Linked DNA regions of Mus musculus: region 1 is linked to region 2. The links are chromatin contacts, found by Hi-C in ENCODE. All regions are on one chromosome and are shown on one strand. Each heading gives the region's core, a stretch centred on a gene start or an enhancer-like site at or near the end of the contact. The rest is flanking DNA. Distances are from core to core; before and after follow the strand shown.

The links. A loop is a pair of places that touch in the nucleus more often than their neighbours do.
Region 1: a loop to region 2 is called in a map of T-helper 1 cell, with 2.6 times the contacts of the local background. The contact joins the promoter of Lbr here to the promoter of Ephx1 in region 2. A Hi-C loop is called at or near these places in 2 of 37 maps with a recorded cell type or tissue (T-helper 1 cell and T-helper 2 cell).

Annotation. Positions count from the first base shown.
Region 1 is chr1:181,838,877-181,845,078 of GRCm38, forward strand. Lbr (lamin B receptor) reads right to left here and starts at 3,525. Exons shown (of 14, transcript NM_133815.2): 1 at 3,412-3,525.
Region 2 is chr1:181,015,590-181,022,064 of GRCm38, forward strand. It overlaps Ephx1 (epoxide hydrolase 1, microsomal), which reads right to left and starts at 1,980. Exons shown (of 9, transcript NM_010145.3): 1 at 1,838-1,980.

The DNA of each region.
Region 1 (6,202 bases), core at 2,275-4,774, 820 kb after region 2:
CAACGTAACAGGCATCAGACTGGACAACTTAGAATGCTACCCCCTGCAGTAAAATCAGGGCACACCTCAAAAAGGACACTTATTTTTATTTATAGATCTACATGTCATTTTTATAAAAGCTTTAAAATTCATGAAGTTATATTTTTAACAAGTTACCTTACTGGAAAGTAATAAAACCATGAGACAAACTGGGAAAATTAAAAATGTACATTAGTGGGCTGGAGAAATGGCTCAGAGGTTAAGAGCACTGACTGCTCTTCCAAAGGTCCTGAGTTCAAATCCCAGCAACCACATGGTGGCTTCACAACTACTCATAATGATATCTGATGCCCTCTTCTGGTGTGTCTGAAGACAGCTACGGTGAACTTACATAGAATAAATAAATCTTTTTAAAAAATGTACATTAGCATTACTCTAACCTACCAACAAGAAGGACTTCAAATCTATAATGAATAACATATTTGAGGTTTACTTCATAAGGTTTGCATTCTCTGAGTCAAATCCCAAATGCACATCAATTAACTCTGCCAGCCGCCCACCTAAGCTAACGTGTGCACCTCTCCAGCCCACAGCTGACACCTACTCCAACTGTAACATCTTTTACCGCTGTTTCAAAACATGGCCCATGAAACCTTCAATACTTCAAGAAACCACAACTTTCAAGAATTATCATTTACATGAGGTAATATCAAATGATGGCTGTGCTAGGAGCTCTCTGAGGTGTTATTTCTCACTCCGGTGACCAACAGATCCACAGGATAAAAGCCAGTGCTCTGATACCAATGATAAGATAAGCAAGCAGCAGACAGAAAGACTCCTTCACCTGCTGAGCAAGTCTCCATACATCACCCAAGCACACAAAGACACACTCCGGAGGCCAAGAGCTGGTTATGCAACTCTACAGGAACGCTAAAGACTCTTGCAGACTGTGGAATTAAGGAGAAAGTTGCATTACCTACCCCTCCCAAGAAAGTCTTTCTAAATAACATTTCTTCACTGTTAATCCCCTGAAGGAAAAAAAAACAAAAAACAAAAAAAGACTTCCCAAGCTCCATCTGTTTAGACAGACAACAGATGAAAGAAAACGAAAGTGCTTATCTGGTGATAAGAGGTTCATTACTGAGCCTGCCTCAGTCCCCCTAACTTGTGAGATAGCATCTCTGGGATAAGGAGTATGCTTGGGAGCTGTAGGAATGAAGTCAGACTGGCAGAAGCGACCATGAGGGCCCTCGGGAAGCAGGAGAGCACTGGCTCACATCTGCACAAGGAGGAGGGGCACAAAAAAGGAAGGTGACAACAGAAAACTCTGTCCATTTCAACACTCAGTTCCAAGTTGCCCGGGACAAAGAGGAAGGAAATGTGCTGGGCTTCCTTCTCTGAATCCCCACCTCTCTTCCTCCCCAGATCAATTAGGTTCTCCTACTCTTTCCAAAGTTTGAGAAAGCCCACAATGTCTTTCTATATGAAGGTGCCAGTAGGATCTCAAACAACACTTCAAAAACTTGCAATAGGAGCACTTTGTGGCTTGGGGACCGCCTGCATCTTTAAAAGGCCCTGGAACAGATTTATTCTGAACTATCAGAAGCATCCAATCCTTGCCATTCATCCCATCCAGGTACTAACCACGTCTGATCCTGTTTGGCTTCAGAGATCTGATGAAATCCAGAGGATTAGAATGGTATGGCCCTAGACTCACTGCTGTTTCTCTACTGCATCTTGAAGACACCACATTAACTATGAGTCCAACAAAGAACACAAGTCAAAGTTTAAAAAAAAAAAAATTCTATTACTTATTAAATAGTAGGTAATACATAATCAAGGCACCCAGTAGATATTTGAGCCTCAATTTTTCAAAAATATGCCTATAATGTGTAATATAAAATTTGATCCCCAGAAAAAAAGGGAGGAAAAGAACTGAGACTAGCAGGGCATGGTGGCTTTAATCCCATTCTTTGGGAGGCAGAGGAAAACAGACCTCTGTATGTTGAAGGTCTGCCTAGCCTGCACTGTGTTCCAGGACAATAAAGGCTGTGCAGAGATCTTGTCTCAAAAAAACAAACAACAACAACAACACAAACCATGAACTGACACTGATGGTGATATTTTATATAGCATGTGGAGAACGACCTTGTCTTAGGAGACAAAAAAAAAAAAAAAAAAATGGGCTGCCAACAAGATATGAATGCCACTTTGCACAAGATCCACACAGTCAGTGGAAACTACATAACACATCCCAAAATATTGCCCAACAGGAGATAATTATACTGGATAGGACAAGGAGGCTCCAGACTCCCGTGTATTCTTATGCACCCAAGTAACGCATAAGAGACGCACACAGGCTTCCCTAAACAAACAGGTTGTTTGCAAAGAAAAGTCACTCGCTAAACTGTACCCTCAACCACATACCGCAGAAATTCAAGAATCCTCAGGCTTTTTTCCTGTCAACCCAGATTCTTGCTAACCCGAGGGTCATTTGGCACTGAACGCCTCACATATTATGGTACAATATAACACTATGTATCAGTGTGGCCGATTTCTTTCTACGATGCTCCGGTGCGTTACTAAGATCTTTAATCGTTTCCCCCCCTCTCCCAAATTCACTTAATGTGGCAGAAAGAAAAAGCTCAAATGGTGGCTCACAGCTACCCTTTAACACCTGAGCCGGCACAGGCCTGCTAGGCAAAACGCAAACAGGAAGGCGTTCGCAGGGTCTGTGCCCCTTCAGAGCCGTGCAGGAGAAAGCTGGCTGTCCTGGCAGAGTGGCCTTTTCCCTTAATACCCAAAAGCACGCTAATCTTAACAGTCCTTACTCACTCCCGCCCCAACTCCCCAGTCAACGCTCATCATCACCCTCTCTGTCCGTATTAGGTCCTCCATCCCGCGCTTCTCTGTAGCCCCATCTTCTAACCCTCAGAGCAGCTGCTACTTTGTAGCCCCAGATCTAGTCCTGCTCCTGCACCTGAGCCACGGCCCTAGCACACCAAGTGCGCTACACAGGGCGGGCGGGCGCAACGCCAGGCCAGCCCGCCATCGCCGAAGTGCCCCGGAGCAGGCCCTCCGCACCCCAGCGCGCACTGAGTGGCCCTCGAAGCTGCTGGAGGCGCGAGGTCCGCTGTCACCGCGCAGAAGCACTCAGGAGGCCCGGATAGGCGGGACGGCGCCCTGGCAGGAGCCAGAGGCGGTTAACCCCTCCTCCGAAGGCCGCCCGCTTTCCGAGGGCCGGGAAGCCGCGGCGAGCACAGCCCAGCCCGGCCCGGCCGGGGCACCCAACGCGCGCGTCCGAGACGGGGATCGGGGGTTGTCCGCCATCCGAAACCCGCGCTCGACTTCCGGCCCGCGCGGCCCCAGCCTCGCCGGCCGCCCCGGGGAACCCGCTCTCCACACGCGGCGGAGTCCCGCGCCGACGCTCACCTGGCCGCGCTCCGGCGGGAACTCCAGCCACTCCAGGACAGTCACCAGCAGCCAGCGGCGACTCCGCGCGCGACACAGCCGGCCGCGCTCTCGCGCCCCCGAGGTCCCGCCCCTAGCGAGGCTGCCCTGAGCTCCCCATTGGTCCCTCGACCTTTTGAATCATCGCCGGCGCTGGCGATTGGTCGAGGGCCAGTGGCGCGTCCAGCCCGCCCGCTCGTGAGCGTCCGGCGTCCCCACCCGGTTTATCTCCGCAGCCCAGGCACCAAGCCGCGCTTTGGCTCGCGCCCTCCTGCGGAGCGATCTAGGCCGGCGGTCTGGGAGGAGGGTGAAGCTCGCGCGACGCCAGGCAAAAGCGTCCGCTGCTGTCACCCGGCTCTCGGTCCGTGTGTAACCTCGGGAGCCAGCGGGCCGCGCGCTTAGTCCGGCCACGGCCGAAGCCCGCGGGCTTCGCGTCCCGCCTGGACCCGACCCCAGCAGGCCCAGGCCGGAGCCCCCAAACTCCCCCCCCCCCTTACACTTGCCACCACTGGTTGTTTCCTTCCTCTCGGGTTGAGAGTTCAAAGCAGTTCGTTAAAGCTCCCTACTTCGCCGTGCTGTTTTTAAAGGTATTTCCAACATCCCTTATTAAATACATCTGAGTGTCTTCCTGCCTCGGAAGCACTGTGGGTTCAGATGCAAGGCTGAAATAAGTCTTTTCATCCGCAGCGTGGCTTCAGGTGCACAGCGCTGTCACCTTCTCAGCTACAAACGAGTGAGTAAGTGCGTGCCTCGGAGCCCTTCCTAAGAAAGAGTGCTCACCACGATTTGATTTGTCATTGCCGTTGGGGTTGCCCTGGGTGGAAATCTAAACCACAGATGTGTGCATCAAGAAACCTCTAAACGTAAAGTTTGGCAAATCCCTTAAGCTTCAGCTCTTAAAGACGAATCCTACTCCGAGTCCTGCGGCAAATAACACAGGAAAACACCATGGGAAGGATGTCGTTTGAGATAAATTCTACTAATACCAAAGACATCCTTCACTCCTCAAACCCAGAGCCAAGGTTCCGTTGGGTTCCCTCCACAGGACATATAAGCATTTTCACTTACAAAATAAAAGACCAGAGGCGGGGAAACCTTGTAAACTTTGGTTTATAGTTTCTTCAAAAGGACCAGGCCAGTGAGGCTGGAGAGCCAGCTCAGATGATAAAGAACCCTGCCTTGAAAGAATAAGAACTTTGTGAGCACTTGAGACCCTCAGCACTAAAATTAAAACAAGAGGAAGGTGCTCTCAAAAGGCTGTAACTATAATGAAGGGGACAGAGGTAGCTGGGGACAAACAGATCTCCCTGGACTCAGTTGGTAACAGCTAGGATTTTGTGAGACACCCTGTCTCAAAGAGCAAGATGTTGCGCAGTTGGAGAAAGACAACTTACACTAACCTTTGGCCTTCATGTATACACTTGCACACACACACACACACACAAATAAGCCTGTATACGAATTCAACATCATACCTTATATTCACTAAAGATGTTTGTGTGTGCAAGGCATGGGTACATACAGAACTCATTCCTGCTTTTCCTTAACATTTAACTTTAAATTTTTTAATTTTATTAATAAGTTAGAAGAGGTAAGGACATGGATCCGGACCTACTAATTAATTGTGAAAATTAGATGCAGCTGTTCATTGGGAAACGCAGCTGGCAATAATTCCTTATAACATTCTCTTATTTCAGATTCACGAAATTGCCATTTGTAATCAGTACATTCAGGTAGATGAAATGTTTGTTTGTTTTTTTAACCACATGTATATCAGTAAGTTCTTAATGGATTTTGGGTCTTTCTCTATCTAAATCTCATGGTTGCATAATTTGCAATTAGATGTGAGTTGTAGCCTCACTGCAGCCTGTTTAAACTACCAAGTTCATCTTTTTCTTTAAAAGCTAGAGGTGGAGCATAAACCCTTTACCCTTGGCCAGCCACACCCCAGCCCCTGGTAAATCAATCCTAAAGATCCCTTTCTCTGACTGTTAGCTAAGAAGTAAGCCTAAAAATATGTTTGGATGCTCTCAGAGTCCAGAAATACTTCTCTGCAGAAAAATATCCCAACTTCAGCAGGACACGGGACAGCCATGCAGAAACCCTGGCCTGCTGGAATCTGAACAGATGTGGTGGTCTCTGGACCTCCCCAGGCTTGCTCTTTATCTACCCCACCTCACCAGCTCTCCAGAAGTCTCCACAGACTGGCCGGCCCTTCCTTTGACACTCTAGAATGTTCCTCTCTTTTCCAGAGTGCAGCATCCCAGGAAAACTTCACAAAGTACTTGCCACACACAGGGCTCTGTGCCACAGGCATCCATACTCATAGAGCATAGGAAATACGTTTTATACACTTTGTATCTGTGCCCATTAAGTTCACCAGTGAGCTTGCTGACTGTGAAACTGTGTTCTGGGTGTCCTCCAACTGTCCTGGGTGTCCTCCAGAAAGCCGGGTTCTATCTCCTTGAGCTTCCTCCAGTGTGGATAAAACCTACACAGAGAAATCCTGTCTGAAGGGAAAGAAGACAAAAGACAAAAAGCATCGGAGCTCTCCTTCAGGGAAATTCTCCCCCAGCCTAGTGGATGTGTAAAACCTATACCTCGGGTGTCTCTTGCTGCTGCCGCTGGTCCTGCTGGCGTTTTCTTCAACTGTGCTAAATGGCCTTTGCTTTTTTTGTTTTGTACCCTCTTTATGTAGAGCCTCTCAGTAGGCCTTGAATTCACAATGATCTGCTTGCCTGCTGGCATTAAAACCATGCACCAGTCGGGCGTG
Region 2 (6,475 bases), core at 730-3,229:
GTGGCACTGACTAGTGGCTCTCCTGCCTCCAATCTTATTCTCTGTTGTCCCTCATCCCTCCAGCCAGGCTGTGTTCCCATACTCTGAGGTCTTAAAACAAGAACCAGGAAGTGGAACTTGGGCCTCTGCCCTTCAAATACTTGATCCAGGGCCAGGATCCCAGGGGAAACAAAAAACAAAAAGGGTGGAGGCACCAGATCAGTAGGGCTATGCCTGGGCATGCTGGAGCTGCTGGGCATGGAGGAGAGACACTACTCATCCTTACAGGGCTTTTTGTGGGTACCACTGTGCTCTAGTTGGGCTCTGGGCAGAAACTGGACCCCAGGGGTCTGGTGGAGGCTCTCACCCTTTCACTAAAAATCCCTCCCTCTGTTCCCCATGCATTTCCCTCTCAGTTCATCTGGGCAGCAGGTGTGTAAGGCACAGCCAAAGGCTGGTGCAGTCACACCAGATAACATGGGGATTAGGGATGGTGCTGAAGGTCACCCAGCTGACTCCAGGAGCACCCGAGGGTCTAGGGAAATCTTGTTTTCTTGGTCGGAGGGGCAGCTGAAAGCTTGGAGCCTCCTCACTGACTCTGGTCTCTCTTCCAGAGGGCAACTGAGGACATAAAAGCCACCCACAGCAGGCGCACCTCTGCCTCAGGGCCTTTGCATGTTCTCCTCAGCCTTGTGCAGCTGGATACTGAGTAGTGAGGCGCACTCCTGACCCTCCTGACCCTCTGGAGTGTGAAAGTGTGGCCTCTTCCTCTCTAGTCAACAGTCCTGCTCCCTCTTTATGACCTCCTATTTCCTACAGCTCACAAATATAATTTATATTTTACAAAGATATGTTTATTTATTATGTGGTGTTGGGGATCTGACCCAGGACCTTGAATTTTGTTTGTTGTCTGCATTCAAAAGCTCCCAGAGCCCATGAGAACACATTCCCTGCTATCCCCAGGGTGGGTGGGTGGGGGGCAGTGTCTGAACAGTCAGTCCGTGTCGTTGAGCACGGTTGCACTGAACATACTTCTTTAGGGACACAGGAAGCCCTCACGTGGCCCGCCTGGTGTGGGTATTAGGGAATGGAAAGTCTTTGCTGAACACGCCCACGTTTTTGTTCCACCCTTCCCCCCAGCCCCCTCAGCTTCAAGTCTTGTGTGAAGTCAGACCACGCACAGCCAGTGAAAGCCTCCACTTGAGGGAGGAAGTCACTGTCACAGTAAAAACAATGTGAGCCTCTGGGGCTCTGCGACTTTAAAAAAAAGATCAGGCCGAAATCGGAGGCAGAGAAGCAAATGTCGCAGATGTCCATCTCTACAATCCTGCCAGCAGCACAGAATGCCAGCAAAGGCACAGCCCTACTGTCAACGCGCATGCATACATACCGGATCCCTCCACCTCCCTCCTGATCCCGCCAACCAGATGCCAGAAAGGCTATCCAGACTTCTGGCCGCCGGAAGTTTAAATGACGGGAGGTGCAGACTGGAGAAGTTAAAATTAAGAGTCACTTGGACGGCGCCCTCAGCTACCTGGATTGGCTCAGGTGCCTGGGCAAGTAGCAAGCCTGGAACCCAAGGGACAAACATGCATGGGGGGGCGGGCGGGCGGGGAAACCAGGGGGCTGAGGAGCCAGCATCGCTGTCAGGCGCAGCACCCACCCCTTGCTTCCGAAGCGCAAGCAAGGGGTTGACGCCCCTGGAAGAGGATGGAGCATCAGATGCAGGACTAAGAAGCATGGCCTATTGCACGCCTGGATCGGTCTTAGGATAAGGGGAAGCGCATTTAGCTGCGGGAGATACGCGAAGCCCTCGCAACTCTCACGCTGGAGTGCCGCTGCTGTCCCCGGAGCTTACTGTCAGGGTCGCTCTCGGGTTCCTACTCCCGCGGCGGCTGGTGTGCAGTTCCTCCACTCTCAAACTCCTCTTGAGCCTCTTTGCCTGCTGCTGAGCTGGTGACACCAGCTGCCTGTTAGCCCCGCCCCCACTAGCCCCGCCCAGGCCTTGGCCCCACCCCCGAGTTGGCTGGTTGGCCAAGGCTAGCTGAGCATCTAGCTAAGGTGTTTCACCTATTCTGGCAAAGTCTGCTGTTCTGAACAGGGTATTGGCAGTTTAAACTCTGCAGTCTGTGGACTCTACACACAAGAGCCCAAGCTGGCCTGGTGCTACAGCCTTCCTCTCACCTTCCTAGCAGTTCGTTGTAACCATTTTATAAGCGAACCAGTCAGTGAGCAAACATCTGGGGATAAAGCTTGAGGGTAGAGTGTCTCGCGTGGGCAAGGCGCTGGAGTTCATTCCCAGAACCACAAATAAAATAGTGAAGTGTGGAATGAACACACAAACCTGAAGTTTGTCGTTAAGTGCACCCTGTGAGGCTGGCTGATCTGAAGCCCAGGAGGCATGGACACCAAGCAGAGGCCAGCACAGGGAGGAGGGAGAGAGCGCTGCCTAGCCAGCAAGCAGGAGTAGGACAACCACAGTTCCTGGCACCCTTGGGGCTAACCTGCTCTCCATTAGCCAGCCTGCCCAGTGCCCTGTCTTTACCCCCGCGGCCCTCCTAAGACTCGCCTAGAACCTTCTCAGGCTTCAGCAGCCACACAGACAAGATGACCAGGCACACCACTGTGAGGGCCTAGCAGTGCCTGCCGCGGGGTCCAGGTTTATCATCCTACACACATGTGAAGCGTAGGGATCCTATTTTCACCTCTCACCTCTGATCTCCAGCCTCCTTCGCTGCTCATCATGGCCCAAACCCTCTCCGTTCTAACGGAGAGCCGGTTTCTCTCCAGTGAACACATTCAACTCATTCCTGCCTCCGTGGAACTCCTGGATAGTGTGTCCTCAATCCTCTCTGGGAACCTGGGATTTCCAGGTACTGCAGCTCCTTCCCCTCCCCAGCACACCGTTTGCACACCTGCCGTCCTCCTCTGCAGTGTATAGTCCAGGCTTGTTTCATAGCGCCCTCTAAACTGTTCCCACAGGAGCGCTGCCTCCAGCCATTCAGCAAAGCAGTAAACGTATTGTTCTTAACAAAGTGTAGATGGAAACATTCTAATGTGCTGGGCAATGGTGGCTACACCTTTATTCCCAGCATTCCTTGAGTAGGAGCCAGAGGCAGGCAGATCTTTGACTATGATGCCAGCCTGGTCTACAGAGAAAGTTCCAGGACAGCCAGGGTCACACAGAGAAACCCTGTCTTGAAAAAGAAAGAAAGGGGCTGGTGAGATGGCTCAGAGGTTAAGAGCACCGACTGCTCTTCGGAAGGTCCTGAGTTCAAATCCCAGCAACCACATGGTGGCTCACAACCATCTGTAATGGGATCTGATGCCCTCTTCTGGTGTGTCTGAAGACAGCTACAGTACTTACATATAACAATAAATAAAAAAAATTACATTGTCTCAAAAAATAAGAAAATAACTAAAAATAAAAAAAAAAGAAAGAAAGAAGAAAAGAAAAGAAAAGAAAAGAAAAGACAAAACCATAACACTAGTTGCTGGTGATGGATGTATCATCCTGTGAATGTGATAAACCTACTTGTCTTAGTTAGGTCTCCTACTGCTAAGATAAAATATCGTGATCAAAGCAGCACAGGGAAGAAGGGATTGGTTTCAGCTGGAAACTCAGACACACTCCATCCCTGAGGGAAGTCAGGACAGAAACTCAGGACAGGAACCTGAAGGCAGGAACTGGACCAGAGGGCACTGTTTCTGGCTTGCTCTTTATGGCTTGCTCAGCCTGCTTCCTTACACAGCTAAGGACACATCTGTCCAGATGGCTGGTGGGCTGGGTCCACTCATATCCATCAATCACTAATTAACAAAATGTTCCACGTTAGCATTTTTTCTAGGCTCTGCCCCACAGTTACCTGGCAACAACCAGGTATGCCTGACTCAGTATCAAAGAGGCTGTCTGGCCCCTCCTCACCCTCTTACTCCTTTACCCTCTTACCTAATCTGTCCCTTCTCTCCCCATTCCCTTCCCCTTCCCACGTGCTCATGGCCGCCCTCTACTCCTCTCCTTTCTCTCTGTCTCTCTCTGCCTTCCTCTCTTTCTACTCCCTCAATTCCCCTCCCCATGCCTTAAATAAACTCTCTTCTATCCTATACCTGTCGTGTGGCTGGTCCCTCAGCATGGTCCTGCAGAGGCATCCCTTCTCCTGCACTGTACCTCACTCTACAAACACATCCCTGGCTTCCTTTTCTGTTTTATAAAACACAACCCCCCACAGCCTTACCTATAGGCCAATCTAACAGAAAGAAAGAAAGAAAGAAAGAAAAAAGAAAGAAAGAAAGAAAGAAAGAAAGGGAGAAAGAAAAAGAGAGAGAGAAAGAGAGAGAGAGAGAGAGAAAGAAAGAAAGGGAGAAAGAAAGGAAGAAAGAAAGGAAGAAAGAAAGAAAGAAAGAAAGAAAGAAAGAAAGAAAGAAAGAAAGGAAGAAAGGAGAAAGAAGAAAAAGAAGTAAGAGGTTGATTCTTGGCACATACTTTAGAGCACCCAGGCAGCTCTGTCTGGGTCACCCTGTGCAGGGCTGGTGGGAGGCATGGAAACTGTATAAGAGGTGAGAGATCTGCAGGTCATGCCCCTGAAGGGAATCACAGGACCCCAACCACACCCCTGTTCATACCACCAAATTCCCTGGCTATGGGTTGAACATTCCCCCCCCCCCAGTGTCCGTTTCTGCCATATTGTGTCACCACAGGCCTCCAAGCAGGGCCACCAGATGCAAACCCGAGATCTCTAAGATCCCATGCCAGGACAAACCTGATTTCCTTATAAACTGGTTACTTCAAGTCCTTGTGATTGGAAGGGAAAGCTGACTCTCACACACAATCTGGTCCGAAAGAAACTTGGGACAAGTGGCTATCTCGAGTGTCTATGAGCATACCAAAGTGTAAGCTGGCCTCCAGACTCCCTTAGGGTCACAGGACCTGTTAGAGTCCATGCAGGTCTCTTCTCAATTCTTCTCATACCCTACCCTAACCAGCTCACGGGCTCCCTCCCCACAGCCGCTCATTCCCTTGCAAAGGCTCTGTACTCTGACTCCTCTCCTGTCTTTCTTTCCTGTTAGGCTCTTTCTCCACCCCACCCCCTTCTCATGGCCAAGTCCACTCTGCTGGCCATGCTCAGTTTACTTTTTCTCTCTGCTCTGGATTCATCCGGGTGCCTCTGGCTGTCCTTTCTCTCCCTTATACATACGTACAACAAGAACCTTCCACTTAGCCATTCACTGGAGCAGTCATGTTGTCTGTTCACACGTCTCCTGCTGGAAGCCCTCAGTTCACACACACAGCAACTCTGAAAAGCACGTGGGTAACAGGATAAAAATTGCAGAACCGCTCTTGGTTCTCCCATTCCCTAAAAGAAAGCCAGGCTAGTATGGTTCAGTGGTGCTGACTCGTAATTCTAGATGCCTGGGCACTGACTCAGGAAGATCACAAATTCAAGGCCAGCCAGAATCTAATCAGTGGAAAGATTAAGAGATCCTAGAGCTAGGACTGGGGGTTGTGATCTGTAATCCTAGCATGCAGGAGGCTCAGGTCTCAAAAGATAAAGGTATTGAGGCCAACATGAACTAAACAGGGATAGATTCTGTCTCAAGAAACCCAAAGCCACCAAACAAATTTAAAATTTTTATTTAAAAATGTATGTGTATGAAGAGGGTGTCACATCCCCCTAGAACTGGAGTTACAGATGTTTGTGAGTCACCATGTGGGTGCTGGGAATTGAACTCTGAACCTTGGCAAGAACAGCCAGTGATCTTACCTGCCCAGCCATCTCTCCAAACAAACACATTCTAAAAACCTCAAACCCCAGACATCCAAGTCTGCTGTGCTGTTTCCACAGTGACTCTGATTCCCCAGCTACTGATGGCAGGGCCTATCACTCATAAAGTTCAGTGAAGTGTAAAATGCAATTATTTGTGAAGCAGCCATGATGATCCTTCATTTCCCGATGGCAGGGTGGGCAGAACAAGGTTTCCTCCTGCGTTCTGTCCATGGCAGTGTTTCATGGCAGACTGAAACCCCTGAGGCATGCAGAGTGCTGCTTTCTCCCCTTGAGCCGGGCATTGAAAGAGTGGCAGAAATATAAGGTGATGGATGCCACCTTCTCCCTAGAAGTTACTGTAACGACCTTGGCGTGCTGCCCATCAGGAAGGTGCCTTAGCCACGTGTGTGCAATCCATGAGGTTGAATCCCAACCGTCAGGAGGAAGAGGCAGGTGGATTCCTGTGAGTTCAAGACCAGCCTGGTCTACACAGTAAGTTCCAGGACAGCCAGAACTACATAGAGAAATCCTGTCTTAAAAATACAAAAAGAAGGAGCTGGAAAGATGGCTCAGCTGTTAAGAGCACTGACTGCTCTTTCAGAGGTCCTGAGTTCAAATCCCAGCAACCACATGGTGGCTTACAACCATCCATAATGAGATCTGACTCCCTCTTCTGGAGTGTCTGAAGACAGCTACAGTGTACTCACATACATAAAATAAATAAACCTTAT